Regions from separate parts of the Homo sapiens genome. Here region 1 is linked to region 2. Evidence: chromatin contacts called from ENCODE Hi-C or POLR2A ChIA-PET data. All regions are on one chromosome and are shown on one strand. Each heading gives the region's core, a stretch centred on a gene start or an enhancer-like site at or near the end of the contact. The rest is flanking DNA. Distances are from core to core; before and after follow the strand shown. Region 1 holds the start of STAG1 (STAG1 cohesin complex component). Region 2 holds the start of CDV3 (CDV3 homolog).

The links. A loop is a pair of places that touch in the nucleus more often than their neighbours do. ChIA-PET counts read pairs that join two places held with the same protein, here RNA polymerase II (POLR2A). Pooled maps may share reads with other maps.
Region 1: a map of CD8-positive, alpha-beta T cell shows a loop between it and region 2 (17-fold over the local background). The contact joins the promoter of STAG1 here to the promoter of CDV3 in region 2. A Hi-C loop is called at or near these places in 3 of 168 maps with a recorded cell type or tissue (CD4-positive, alpha-beta T cell, CD8-positive, alpha-beta T cell and naive thymus-derived CD4-positive, alpha-beta T cell), 1 of 37 single-sample maps with no recorded cell type and 13 of 50 pooled maps. POLR2A ChIA-PET finds 5 or more read pairs at or near these places in 2 of 52 experiments (CD4-positive, alpha-beta T cell and activated B cell).

What each region holds. Positions count from the first base shown.
Region 1 is chr3:136,749,689-136,755,940 of GRCh38, forward strand. It overlaps STAG1 (STAG1 cohesin complex component), which reads right to left and starts at 2,690. Exons shown (of 34, transcript NM_005862.3): 1 at 2,507-2,690. It overlaps STAG1-DT (STAG1 divergent transcript), which reads left to right and starts at 2,983. Exons shown (of 1, transcript NR_185911.1): 1 at 2,983-6,152. RefSeq lists silencers at 2,014-2,393, 2,714-2,943 and enhancers at 2,135-3,066, 2,954-3,273, 3,067-3,998.
Region 2 is chr3:133,568,326-133,574,935 of GRCh38, forward strand. It overlaps CDV3 (CDV3 homolog), which reads left to right and starts at 5,361. Exons shown (of 5, transcript NM_017548.5): 1 at 5,361-5,959. The coding sequence starts at 5,720. RefSeq lists enhancers at 4,350-4,589, 4,532-5,033, 4,690-4,859 and silencers at 5,240-5,779, 5,800-5,909, 5,940-6,329.

The DNA.
Region 1 (6,252 bases), core at 1,440-3,939, 3.2 Mb after region 2:
TGAGCCGAGATCACACCACTGCACTCCAGCCTGGTGACAGAATGAGACTCCATCTCAAAAAAAAAAAAAAAGAAAAACAACTCTAAGCCTCAGATATGCACTGCAATCACAGCTGACACCCTGATTTTAGCCTGAGATGCTCAGCTATACCTCCCCAAACTTCTGACCTATGGAAGCTGAAATAATTGTTAATCTGTTAAGTGTGAAATTTGTTATGCATTAAAAAAAAAAAGAAAGAAACTAATATACCCCCCTAAATAAAGATATAAAGATACAGGACAAAACAACAAATAAAAGGGGAAACAAGAACGTATCTTTCCCAGAGTACATTATTTCTTCTCACAGCACTGAGATTATGAACATACACAGAGTCAGAATCAAGGAAAAAAAGATTAAAACTGTACAAAATTCTGTAAATTTTAAGTTACAGCAATTAAATGTGTGTTTTTCACAGACATCTTGTTACACAATCACCGTAAGATACTATCCCCATTTTATTTTATTTTTTTAAAGAGATGGAGTCTTGTATGTTGCCCAGGTAAGCCTCAAACTCCTGGGTTTAAGGGTTCCTCCTGCCTCACTACAGAGTAGCTGGAACTACAGGAGTGCACCACTGGGCCCAGCTCCCCATTTTTAGAGATAAAGAAAGTAAGGCTCAAAGGTAACACCCTGAACACCACAAACCCAGGGGACGTTCAAAGTAACTTCGGTCCAGGACCCACTCCTTCTCCCCTACACCATAGTGCCTTTAAGGCTTTAAAAGAGCCAATCAAATCTACAGTCATTTTATTAGTCTCTTCAAAGGAGGCAATCCTAGTAACACAACAAACTTCCATATTTTGCATCTATTTAAATATTCCTTAGCCTTATCAGAACATCGAAACTGAAGTGGATACAGAAAAATTTCCACTCAAAAGCAGTTCGTTTGTGAAAATGACCACTGGTAGATCACTTGAATTAATTTAGTTTACTCGAAGTACGTTTTAAATATGTAAAGGAAAATGCGTGGCAAAACACCTGTAGATCTTCTACAACTTTATTTGGGTAACAATTTGTCTTATAAGTATTCTTAATCATCAAAAGCAAGGAAATAACATTTCTGCTTCTTTCCATTCCATATTTCCCTACTTGGTTAAAATTTTTCAGTCTGAATTCCTCATACATTATGAATATTAGAACAAGGTACGTTACATTACCATACAATAAACAAGTTATTTTTATTTTCACTCTTCTGTATATTTCCCTAAGTGCTTCACCATCGGAATGTGCAATTTTCTTAAAACACGAGGAAAACTAAAATGTAGAGTCATTCAAATTCCAGATAAGTTACAAATCACACAACTTTGTGCCAATTCAGATACTTTCTCAAGTAAACACTATTTTTGCGAAGATGCAAGTCTTTCTAGTCAGAATCACGAGAATAAACTCTATCCATCTTAACACCAACTTTAACAGCAAATAATTTTTTTTTATGACAAATTGCGTTTTTTTTTTTTGTTTTTTTTTTGTCTGTAAGTGTCCAAAACTATCCTATGACTTATACTCCCGGAGCACGATTCCCTGCAATGTGAAGAGAATCGACAGATAACATTTCAAATGTGGGTAGATGGGGGTGACGTGACAATCCTAAAACCTGAAAATTTCTTAGTACCCATACCATACAAGAAGAACCCAGTTCGGACCCTGCAAACGGGGCTCAGGTCCAACTCCAAGCACTCTAGTTTCCCACCCCGCCCCCACCTCGAGAAAGGAGGGAAAACAACTTTTATTGGCCTCGTCTCTCAGGGGACTGGCAAACTAGCGGGGCAGTGCTTAGGCCTGGACACGTTTCACAAGGAGGCCCCCGTCGGGGGCTGAGAGGGCAGATAGCTGGAAAGCCCAGCATTGATGCATCTCCCCCAGCCGCCACCCCGCTGCCCCACCCCGCCAACAAGAAGCCTGGGCCAGCCGCCCCGCCGAGCGACCCCCCAGGCCCCTCCGCTGAAATGAACTCGTTGTCATGTGACGCCGCCGCCGCTAAAACACCGCAGAAACGCAGGTCGGCAGGCGGCGGAAGGCATTCGCGCCAGCCCGCGTCGGCCCGGCCCCGCTGGGCGCGGGCGACTCCCGAGAGCCCGGGCGGGGGGGGGCGGAGGGCGGGCTTGGCGGCGGGCCCGAGCGCGCCACAAAGGCTTCCGCGCCTGTCGCCGTAGTGCCCGGGCGGGCGGGGGCAAAATTTTTGGTGCCCGCGGGAGGGGTGGCAAGCGACGAAGACGCCGGGGTGCCCACCGCGCCCACAGACGTCTCTCCGGGCACTCGGACGGCCCACGACCGCCGCACCCCGCACAGGCCCGCGCGGCCTCCCTCCCCCGCACGGGGCCCGCGCCCGGCCCGCCCGCTCGCCGCTCGCGCTCTCTCGCTCTCGCCCGGCCTCCATCTTGGATCGGCGCTTCCAGCCCCCGCGCCGCTGCCGCCGCATTCCCCCTCTTTCCCGCCCCCCGCCGCCGTCGCCGCCGCCCGCACTCACCTCAGCTGCCCATCCGGGCGCCGCCGACCATCGACCTAGTTTCCCCCCAAAAGTCTCCGGTGTGTTATTCCCGATGTGGGGGGGTTGTTACGGGGTGGTCGCCGGGGGTTCGGGAGCGGGGGCCGCGCCTTCAACGGAGCTGCAATCCTAACCCGCCATCTGGTGGCATTTTCCACACGCCAATGGCGCCGCTGCAGACTTGGGTCCGGACCGCCCTCTGCTGGCCGCGGTGCTCACTGCCTTGCTGACGGGACGGGCCTGCCCGGAAAGGGGAGGGAGCTGAGGCGCGAGCTAGGGGCCGCGGCAGGGGCGCGCGCAAACGCTTTCCAGTGGGGATTGCGCGCACGCGCACCAGCGGGGCGGGAAACGTGGCCGCTGCGTGGCGGCCCCGCCCCCACACGGAGCGCTCGCGCAGTTCAGCCAATCGCGAGAGGCGTAGGCTTCTGGATAAGGGCGCTGTGGACGGTTCTTGGGCCGCCCGCGGCTGGCGGAAGGACGGCCACGGTGGCGCCTGCGCGTCCGGCTCGCCGAGTTGCCGCCCGCCATTTTTGGAGCTTCTTGGAGATCTAGGCAGGAACCCGCCCCGGGTTCCTTCACCGAGGCTCCTCCCTAGGTCTCAGGGCCGGCGCTTTCCTCTGTTCCCGCCCGGCTCCTGCTGCCCCCATCCGCAGCTCTCGAGACGCCCTGCGGAAACCCGAGGGTGAGGCCGCGCAGATCCCTGCTCCTACTTGGATTTAGCAAGGGCCTCAGAGCTTAGCATTGTATTCGCGATTTACGGCTGACAAGCGCTTTCACCAGGCAAGAGTGAAAAGGTTTCAAAAGGACTATTGGGGACTTCCCTCGCCATTAATCTAGACGAAACACCGCCGGCCCTAGGCCGATTGGCGTCATCCTGCCTCTGTAAAGCACATCTTTCCGTGGTGTCGGCTTTGCATAAGGCGGCAGCATTGGCTAGTTTGTGAGAGGAGAATATAACTAGACTGAGAAGATAGACTCAGCTGTGAAAGTGGATTTCTCCCTCCACAACCTAGGACTACTTTCAGTAGCTCTGAAATACACATGAGAATCTTAGCCTTCTAGATGCCAAAAGAGAAATAATCAGTAAGGTGAAATCATTAACAAACTATTTATGTTTAACGTCGCCTCTTCCCTGATCTCCACCTGCCCGTCCGTGGCCATGGATCCCTACCTTTCACCTGCTTACAACTTTTCACCACAAAAGTGAATCCTTACTCTCCTGGATCATTAGCCCCATATATGACTAACTTCTCTATCGCTATAGCCAACTCTATTTCAGTATGGAATCGCTCAACTACTTTATAGTCTTAAGGGCCTGTCTCCAGTAGGTTACCCCTATTTGTGTTTTCTCTCTCAAGGGTTTGCAAGATGTGTGGCTTTTCGCTGGAGGAAGTCATAACTGACCAGATTGGATATGAATTCGTGACTGGACTCCTACTTATAATTTTCTTGCGTTTTCTTCTAATCTCTGGCTGATCTCCTATTTTCCACAAAGACTGTTTCAAGCTTTCCATGTTGTTAAAGATGCCAGTCCCAGTCCATACTAATAGATAAATTCATCCAGTTTCCTGGGCTCAGAGCTATGGGACTCCAATTCCGGTTTGACCTTGCCTCCATTATAAAATATCTGTGACCACCTCCTGTTCGTGATCCCAAAACTTCTAACCAAATTAACCCAGAACCCTTCTCTCCAAAGCCACTCCCTCTGCCTGAAACTATGCCATCCCTTCCCACCTTCTCCTTCCACCACTACTTTCCTAGCGCCTTATAATGTAAATATGTTCTTATCCACTGTCTTCTTCCTTTCTGTTTCTCAGAAGTTTCTGTTGTCTTGGCTGGGTGCGGTGGCTCACACCTGTAATACCAGCACGTTGTGAGGCAGAGGCGGGCAGATAACATGAGGTCAGGAGTTCGAGACTACCCTGGCCAACATGGTGAAACCCTGTCTCTACTAAAAATACAAACAGCCAGGCGTGCTGGTGTGCGCCTGTAATGCCAGCTACTCGGGAGGCTGAGGCAGGAGAATCTCTCGAACCCGGGAGGTGAAGGTTGCAGTGAGCCGAGATCACGCCACTGCACTCCAGCTTGGGCGATAAGAGTGAGACTCTGTCTCAAAAAAAAAAAGTTTCTTTTGTCTTTTTTTTTTTTTTAATTCAGTGATGTTACTCCCTCCAGTTGCTATGCTATCAACGTTCCTTTCATTGACACATTCTCAAAAGAAACAGTTACGGTTTTCACCAATCCCCATCCCCTACTTGAAACCCTTTTTCCCTTTCTTTTAAGACACTTCCCCGGATCTACACCTACCTAGTTTGCTGGTCTTCTGATTTCTTTGCTAGCACCTCCTCTTTCTTCAATCTGTTCTCTACTACATGCCTTCTCTTAGGTCTCCCAAAATTAGTCTGTTCTTGATTTTTCCTTAACTGAGTTTCCTCGTGTTCAGCTACTTGCCAGAAAGCTGCAGCTCAAACACTTAAAATAATTCATCTCTCTTATTTGAATTTCCTAATTTATCCTAACATTGTAATTTCAGCTAGTGTAGTGATTAAGAACATGAACTGTGAAACCAGACTGCTCTGGAAAGCTTTGTAACCTTAGACAAATCTCTTTCTGTCTCAATTTCCTCAACTGCAAAATGGAAATAGCAACAGTACCAATCTCATAGGGTTGTTACGAGTGTTAAACTATTTAACTATTTAATATTTAAACTATTTAATATATTATAGAAATGCCATCAGCATTATTACATTTATTGTTTTTAATCTTACTAAGAAGTTTTTAGCATTTTTTTAACTCTGAGGGCATGGGTAATCAACTTTCTAAGTTTATAGAAATCTAAAATTGTATTTTGCCCTCACACTTAATAATTGATTATAAGTCATTTTTATAATCAATTTTATAAATTGTTTATAAATAATTACATAGCAGCCTAGGCTCTAAATTGTAGGGCCAGACTTGATTATTTTCTTTCAAAAAAGCCTAAGTCCCACCATACCTCATTCAGATGGCTTGCTTTTTTTTCTACTGCTGCCATCCTTATTCAAACCCTTCTCCCCTCCCATTGCCTTACACCAAAACTATTGCACTAGCCTTGTAAACACCTCTCCCTTCATTCACCTCCCTTTTGTTTGTGTTTGTTTGTTTGTTTTTGAGACAGGGTCTTGCCGTGTTGCCCAGGCTGGAGGGCAGTGGTGCAGTCATAGCTCACTGCAACCTCTGACTTGGGCTCAAGTGATTCTCACACCTCAGCCTTGCTAGGTCCAGAAGTAGGTGCCATTGACCCACCTTCCCTCTACTCCCCACTCCTGCTTCACTTCTCTTTTTAAAATGCAACATTGTTATACCTACACAAAAGCGTTCTGTGATTCCTATGGCTTAAAAGATATCATCTAAAATAGTTAATGACATTCAAGGCATGCCTTGATATTTTTTCATTTTTTTCTCTATTTCATTAGAAATTATTCACACTAGCTGACCTGTCTGATTAATCATAAATGTAAGTGAAGGGCAGATTTATTCATCCTTTACCTATCTGGTAAGATAAAGTAATAAAGGTCCCATAACATGTTGACTTTGTTACAGAATTACACATAAAAGCAGAGGCTGCTTTTAAGAAATTCTTCCCCACCCCCACCCTCCCTGGACAGAGTTTTGATCTTGTTGCCCAGGCTGGAGTGCAATGGCGCGATCTTGGCTCACCGCGGCCTCCAGGTTCAAGCGATTCTCCT
Region 2 (6,610 bases), core at 4,111-6,610:
GTCAGCCTAAAGAGGATGACAATACCATTGACCTAGTGACCTAGTAACCAGGAATACGGAGGCTCTGAGTCAGAAGCAGAAAATGCCAGACAATCTCACATGTAGCTGTTGGATCATGAAGTAAGATCAAGAATGGAGCTAGGGTCAGGAACAGAATAATCGTGTCTTGCCCACGTAATTATACCCCTTGCACTCTGTGATCAAAACGATTGAGTCAGAATGTCTTGCTTTGTGCCAGAGTCGTTTGACTGGCTCCCAAAGTGGCCACCCAGAGTAGCTTTTCCTTGGCGAATTTGCCACAGAGCTGAACCTGGGTCATAGTCATATCAGTGTCCTGTCAGGGTTCATCTCCCTGAAAAAGCCTGACTCCCAGCAATCCAACTCATAAGAGGCCAAACTATATAACCACATACATACCAATGTATTCATTAACAGTGTTAGTCTTTCAGTAACTGGAATGTTCCTCTCCCAACTAGGGCACCCTTTTCCCAATATCAGCAGTCTCAGAGAGTCAAGTTAGTCATCAACAGGCTGGTTGGTGAGTGTATCCCAAGAGTTAAGGAAAGCTGACCTTTTGAGGGCTATTTCAGCCAAATCAGGGTGCGGTCTACTGAATCATCTCCACCTTACAGCAGGGCACGTCTATGTGAAAACAAATTTCACACTGCTCTTTCTTGGACAGTGGTGGGTAATAAGTGCCAACTTCTGGCCTCATGGCTTTATCCTATTTCTTTTTCCTTCCTCTTTTCTACTCTCCAGGCTCTTCCCTCATCCTTCAGTTCACACATTCTCCATACAATAAAGTTGATTCGGTTGCTGATCATTCAATTGTCATCACATTGCAGCCCTTCCCTCACCGAGACACTCAAGGAGGTCACCTTGATGGATAGGTTGGTTGTTCCCAAGCTTTTCATTTATTTACAGAACTTTTTGGTTTATTTTCTAATATGTTAGGTTTAACCTTTTGAAATGATTGTTTTTGGCAGGTCAAAAACAGTCAAATAGCAGCAATTTTATGTGGTTCAACAATCAGCAAACCAGACCCATTGGGGGTGGGGTTAATGAGTCTGACTCCCTTCTCAAGCCATGGTGGTGGGTGTATGTGTGTGTGTGTGTGTCTGTGTCTAGGAGAAGGGGGGTGTATGGCAGCCCTTTTCTCTTTCTGGAAATAAGCTCTCCTGGATAGTTGCTGTTGTCTGGGGCCTCCTCTTGCTCTCCATGTATCCTCCAACTAGGACCCTAATGTCAAAAATGAGCTAAGGAGGAACTTGAGGTTGAGGGAGAAGGTTGAATTATTTGTTATGTGTGGCAGAGTTAGCCTATGCTCATAAGCCAACAAGGAAACACTTTTAGAGTCCATGATTTGTGCAGTCCTCTGTTAATGTGGAAAACTGGAGATTAATGGAGACATTTTTCATTTTACAAACATCAGTTAAATGCTTGTGTGATATAGGCTATATGCTCAATGCCATTCCTGCCTTCAAGAGTTTTCAATGTGCTTTTGTAGGTGTTCCTGTGTGTCTCCTTCTAGTTACCAGCTTAGTGTACAATAAGCTCTGTGAAGGCAGGGCTTATCTCTCCTTTAACTCCTAACATAGGGCCCGGCATATAGTAGGTGCTCATTAAATACATGTTTTATATACTTGAGTGAATGAATGAGAGTGGTTAAATAACAAACCAATCATGCGAATACCAGGAAGGCATCAACGATCATACCAAATGAAAAGACTCTGGGCCTCTGAAGTTTAGGAAATCAAGCTGCCTGTAGAGAATAAGAAAAGACTCCCAGAAGAGATGACCTGTAAGTAGTTGCTCCCCAGTTGAAAAGGGGACAGTTCAGGCAGTGGCATAGTTGGCCTTACAGATGTTAGAGAGGAAACCAGAAATGAAAAGAAGAATTCTAGCCACCCATTTCCTGGTGAACACTTTGGCCAGCATGAGCTGCATTCCTTTGAGCTGAGCATGAGTGGAATTTCCAGCCTAGGTAGCAGAATGGATCTTGGATCAAATAGCTCAGCAGAAAAGAACTCAGAAACAATGGGGCTGGGCTCAACTGCCCTTTGCCAGCTCTTGAGCTCATGGAATATTGGAACTCAGCAGGCCTTGTTGAGGGAGATATATGATGTCCTTCGGATTGCACCACTTCAGAGGACCCAGAGGGAAACTGCCATGTTCAGACAGCATTAGGAACCTTGGAAGATGTGCAGAAATACCTGGGAATAGTCTGCATTACTATACAAGTTTTCCATCTGGCAAGTACAAGTGAAAGTCTGTTTGCTTTAAGTATGCAGACGGTCCAAACACATTGGACAGCAGAGGGGAAGACACCTCTGTCAAGAGAGAGCTGGAGGAGCCGGGCACAGCGGCTCCTACTTGTGATCCCAGCTACTCAGGAGGCCAAGGCAGCAGGATCAATTGAGCCCAGGAGTTCCAGACCAGCCTGGGCAACATAGCAAGATCCCTTTCTCTAAAAATGTAAAAAAAAAAAAAAAAAAATTCAGCTGTACATGATGGCACCTGCCTGTAGTCCCAGCTACTCTGGAGGCTGAAGCCAGAGGATTGCTTGAGCCCCGCCTCTTAAAAAGAAAAAAAGAGAGAGAGGGCAGAAGGATGCTTCAAAGATGAGGGGGTGTCTGGTAACGATGATAATGATAGCATGATTCAGGGCACTGTGCAACCAATCTGGAGAAGGGTGGTAGGGGAGGTTTAAAAGGAGCAACTGATGGGAACAGATGCTGTCAATTTTAGGGCAGGTGATTCAAAGAGGAAGGGACCAGCTTCACAGAGGAGAGAATTACTACAAACAATGACACAACCACAAAGACACTGGTCTCTCTACTGGCCTGACCTGAATTTCTTACACATGATCAAGTTCTGGGATCATGCCATCAATCACACTGAAAAATGTAGTGGGAAATTCTGCAGCGTCAGCCCTCAACTACTGTTCCTTCTGTGTATTTTCTCAAGTCATTAATTCTTTCAAGACAATGATGAATTGATAAGGACTTAAGAAAGATATAAATAACTGAAACTTATTTATATCTAGATCTTCTCTTCTAGATTATAAGGGAATTGAATGCAGGAATCACAAATTACTCACTTTTGAATAAAGCACTTTGCCCGAAATATAGCAAAATAAGTGCTTCATAGATGAGGAAAGAAAGAGAGGGAGAGGGCCGGGCATGGTGGCTCACACCTGTAATTCCAGCACTTTGGGAGGCTGAGGTGGGTGGATCACGAGGGTCAGGAGTTTGAGACCAGCCTGGCCAACATGGTGAAACCCCGTCTCTACTAAAAATACAAAAATTAGCTGGGTGTGGTGGCGGGTGCCTGTAATCCCAGCTACTCAGGAGGCTAAGGCAGGAGAATCGCTTGATCCTGGGAGGCAGAGGTTGCAGCGAGCTGACATGCCATTGCACTCCAGCCTGGTGACAAGAGCAAGACTTTGCCTCAAAAAATAAGTAAGTAAATAAATAAATAAATAAATGAAAGAGAGGGAGGGAGGAAGGAAGAAAGAGGGGGGAGGAAGAAAAGAAGGAAAGAAAAGAGGAAGGGAGAAAAAAGAAGGAAAGAAAAAAAAGAAAGAAAATAAATTTGATTAGCGATGGTAAGGGAGGGTGATGGTGATGGGCAGTACTGAACCTGGCCTGCATCACAGGAAGATATATGTTGTCATAGAAGGAAGTCACCTTGGGAGCTGTTCATGTTTGGGGAATAGTATATGTATAAGCTCAAGCTACTTGCTGGCCAAGGCTAGGTCCTTGATTTCTTTTGACATTCAGAAGTTAGACTTTTTTTTTTTTTTTGAGACGGAGTTTCACTGTTGTTGCCCAGGCTGGATTGCAATGAGGCGATCTCGGCTTACTGCAACCTCCGCACCCCCGGGTTCAAGCAATTCTCCAGCCTCAACCTGTAGCTGGGATTACAGGCGTTAGCCACTACGCCCGGCTAATTTTCGTGTTTTTAGTAGAGACGGGGTTTCATTATTTTGGTGAGGCTGGTCTCGAACTCCTGACCTCAGGTGATGCGCCTGCCTCGGCCTCCTGAAGTGCTGGGATTACAGGCGTGAGCCACCGCGCCCAGCCAGAAGTTAATTCTTTAATAGCAGTGTAAGTAGGGGGTAGGAAAAGAGAAACTTTAATGGGGTAACTGTAAAGGAAAAGACGAAGAAGTCTCTCCATTTACTGGCTGGATTCTATCTACCCCATATGGCTACCAACATTTGTCTGAGTCATTTCCTCAATGGTTGTGACAGCTCCCTCTTCTGCTTTTAGAAGGAGGAAGTAGAAAGTTTAAGAGCTTACTTTAGACCACCTTTTGCATATAGAATTCATTTCATTTTCAAGGCCCCAAGGGTATTTAAATGGGCTTTAAACCCATTTAAACCTGGCTTTCGCCTGGGCATTTTGGTCTCCACCCCTATGATAAGACAGTCCCCTCCTTTTATCAGGGATAGAAGCTAAGGATAAACTGTATCATCATCTAGACTCAAGTCAGGGCGTTAAGCAATGTGCTGAGCAGCTAATAATGTTGACTCTCTTCCCTCCATCCCCCTATCTTGTAAGAAATAGTATACCCACTTTACAGATTAGGGACTTGACGATAGGATTTATTGAACTTGACCTTGGTAAACATAATCCAGAGGGTGGAGTTCAGACAAAATCCCTTTCTACCTACCAACCAGCCTATGAAAGATCTTTTAGTAAATGGGACCTAAACTTCAGGCTCACTGCTCCTCTCACTTTCACAATCAACCGGTAAAGAAGAAAAGTAATGGTTGCCACTCCAGAGGGGGTGGAAGTACAGAAGCGATCAGAGGAGAGGAACAATCTTTAACACAGTTGGCTTAACGCAGTGCCTGTCCGTTTCGCGACAGTTCAAACGACTACTATGGGGCCACGGTTTGTTCTGGGCCAGGAAACACACGTGCATCCTGCGCATGCGTCCAAAAGGAACCCACTGCCCCTCCTGCTGGACCTCTTTAGCCAAGTCATCAACCAGCCCTCAACATGCCCGCCCTCAAGACTAAACCCTCGGCCAATCGGGAAACCGGAGTCGCCCGGCACGTCACTTATTTTGCATATGCCCTCCTCTCCCCGCCCCCATGCTTGGACTCCGCCCCGTCTGGGTCAGGGATTGTCACCTAAGAGCTTCGTCCTGGCACCTGATTGGCTCTCTTTCCAGCTCCGCCTCCATCTCCTCCCGCCGCCCGCCCCTTGGCGATCCCACAGCGGCAGGCAGAGCAAAATACGCAGGCGCAGGCGCTTCCTCTCTCTTCTAGCGGCCCGCCCTCCCTCCTCCCTCTCCCTCCCCTCCCCACTCCCTTCCCCTCCTCTCCAGGCCTGCGCGCGCGCCTCTTCCTCCGGCACGCGCCGCTGCTAGCCGAGCACTCTCGCCAGAACCTCTGGCTCGCGCGTGCCTTTTCCCCTCAGGTTGTGGGGAGAGCGGAATCCTGCTCCGCCGTCGCAGCAGCAGCGGCAGCCCCGGCAGCCTCGGGCGACAGCGGCGGCGCGCGAGCCCCCGGGCGGACCGTACCACCGCTCGCCAGCACGCAGGGGGAGCCGCCCGTCTCGCCGCGCACGCCTCGGCGACCCCGCGGGGCTGAGGCGTCGCCGCGCCCGGCAGCGTGAGCGCAGAGCCGGCCTCGACCCCGAGCTCGGAGCCCCGCGGGCCGCGCCCGCCGCCGGCCCCACCCATCCGGGTCGAGGAGGCCGAGGCCATGGCTGAGACGGAGGAGCGGAGCCTGGACAACTTCTTTGCCAAGAGGGACAAGAAGAAGAAGAAGGAGCGGAGCAACCGGGCGGCGAGTGCCGCGGGCGCAGCGGGCAGCGCCGGCGGAAGCAGTGGAGCCGCGGGTGCGGCGGGCGGCGGGGCGGGCGCGGGGACCCGGCCGGGTGACGGCGGGACCGCCAGCGCGGGGGCTGCGGGCCCAGGGGCCGCCACCAAGGCTGTGACGAAGGTGAGGGGCCGGGAGGCCGGCACTCGGGGCCCGGGCCGCGCGCCGGCGCCCCATGTGCCCGCCCCCGCCTGCCGGGGAAGCGTCCGGGAGGGGCCGCGGAGGCCGGGCGGACGGGCGCGGGCCGCCACGTGACGCAGGCTCTCCACCTCGGGCTGGGCTCGCCAGGGCCGGGACCCCTTCCGATATCCGCGGTGGAGCCGCCCTTCCCACCCCGCGTCGCTCGGCGTTAGCCAAGGCCCGGGCGGCGCCACCCTCCGGGGGCACTAGGTCTGGGGCCGCAGTGCCCAGCACAGAGCAGCGTTTATCGGGTGACGTCTAGGCTGAGTAATTCCGTGTGCTGACCTCAGCCCAGTAGTTTGAGCTGAATTTTCGCTTTCAGCAGCCGCATTTGTAGCAGCTCTTTTGTGATGACTTAGTCTCTAAGCCCGTGAAAGAAAAAGAAAACTCTCGGTGGCAAGGTTGAAGTAGAAATGTAGTTGTGAAATTCCTATTGACTTCTTCCTTCGGCTTTTCTTAGTTGCTTAAAGTAACAGCTCCCATGCAGGAACCCAGCGGAAGTATAGTGTTAGCCTACGAGCATGTTTGTCCTCCATTTAGCCTAGTTTGCCCCAGAACGAAGCAAGGGCTTTGACCAGAAGACAAGTACATACT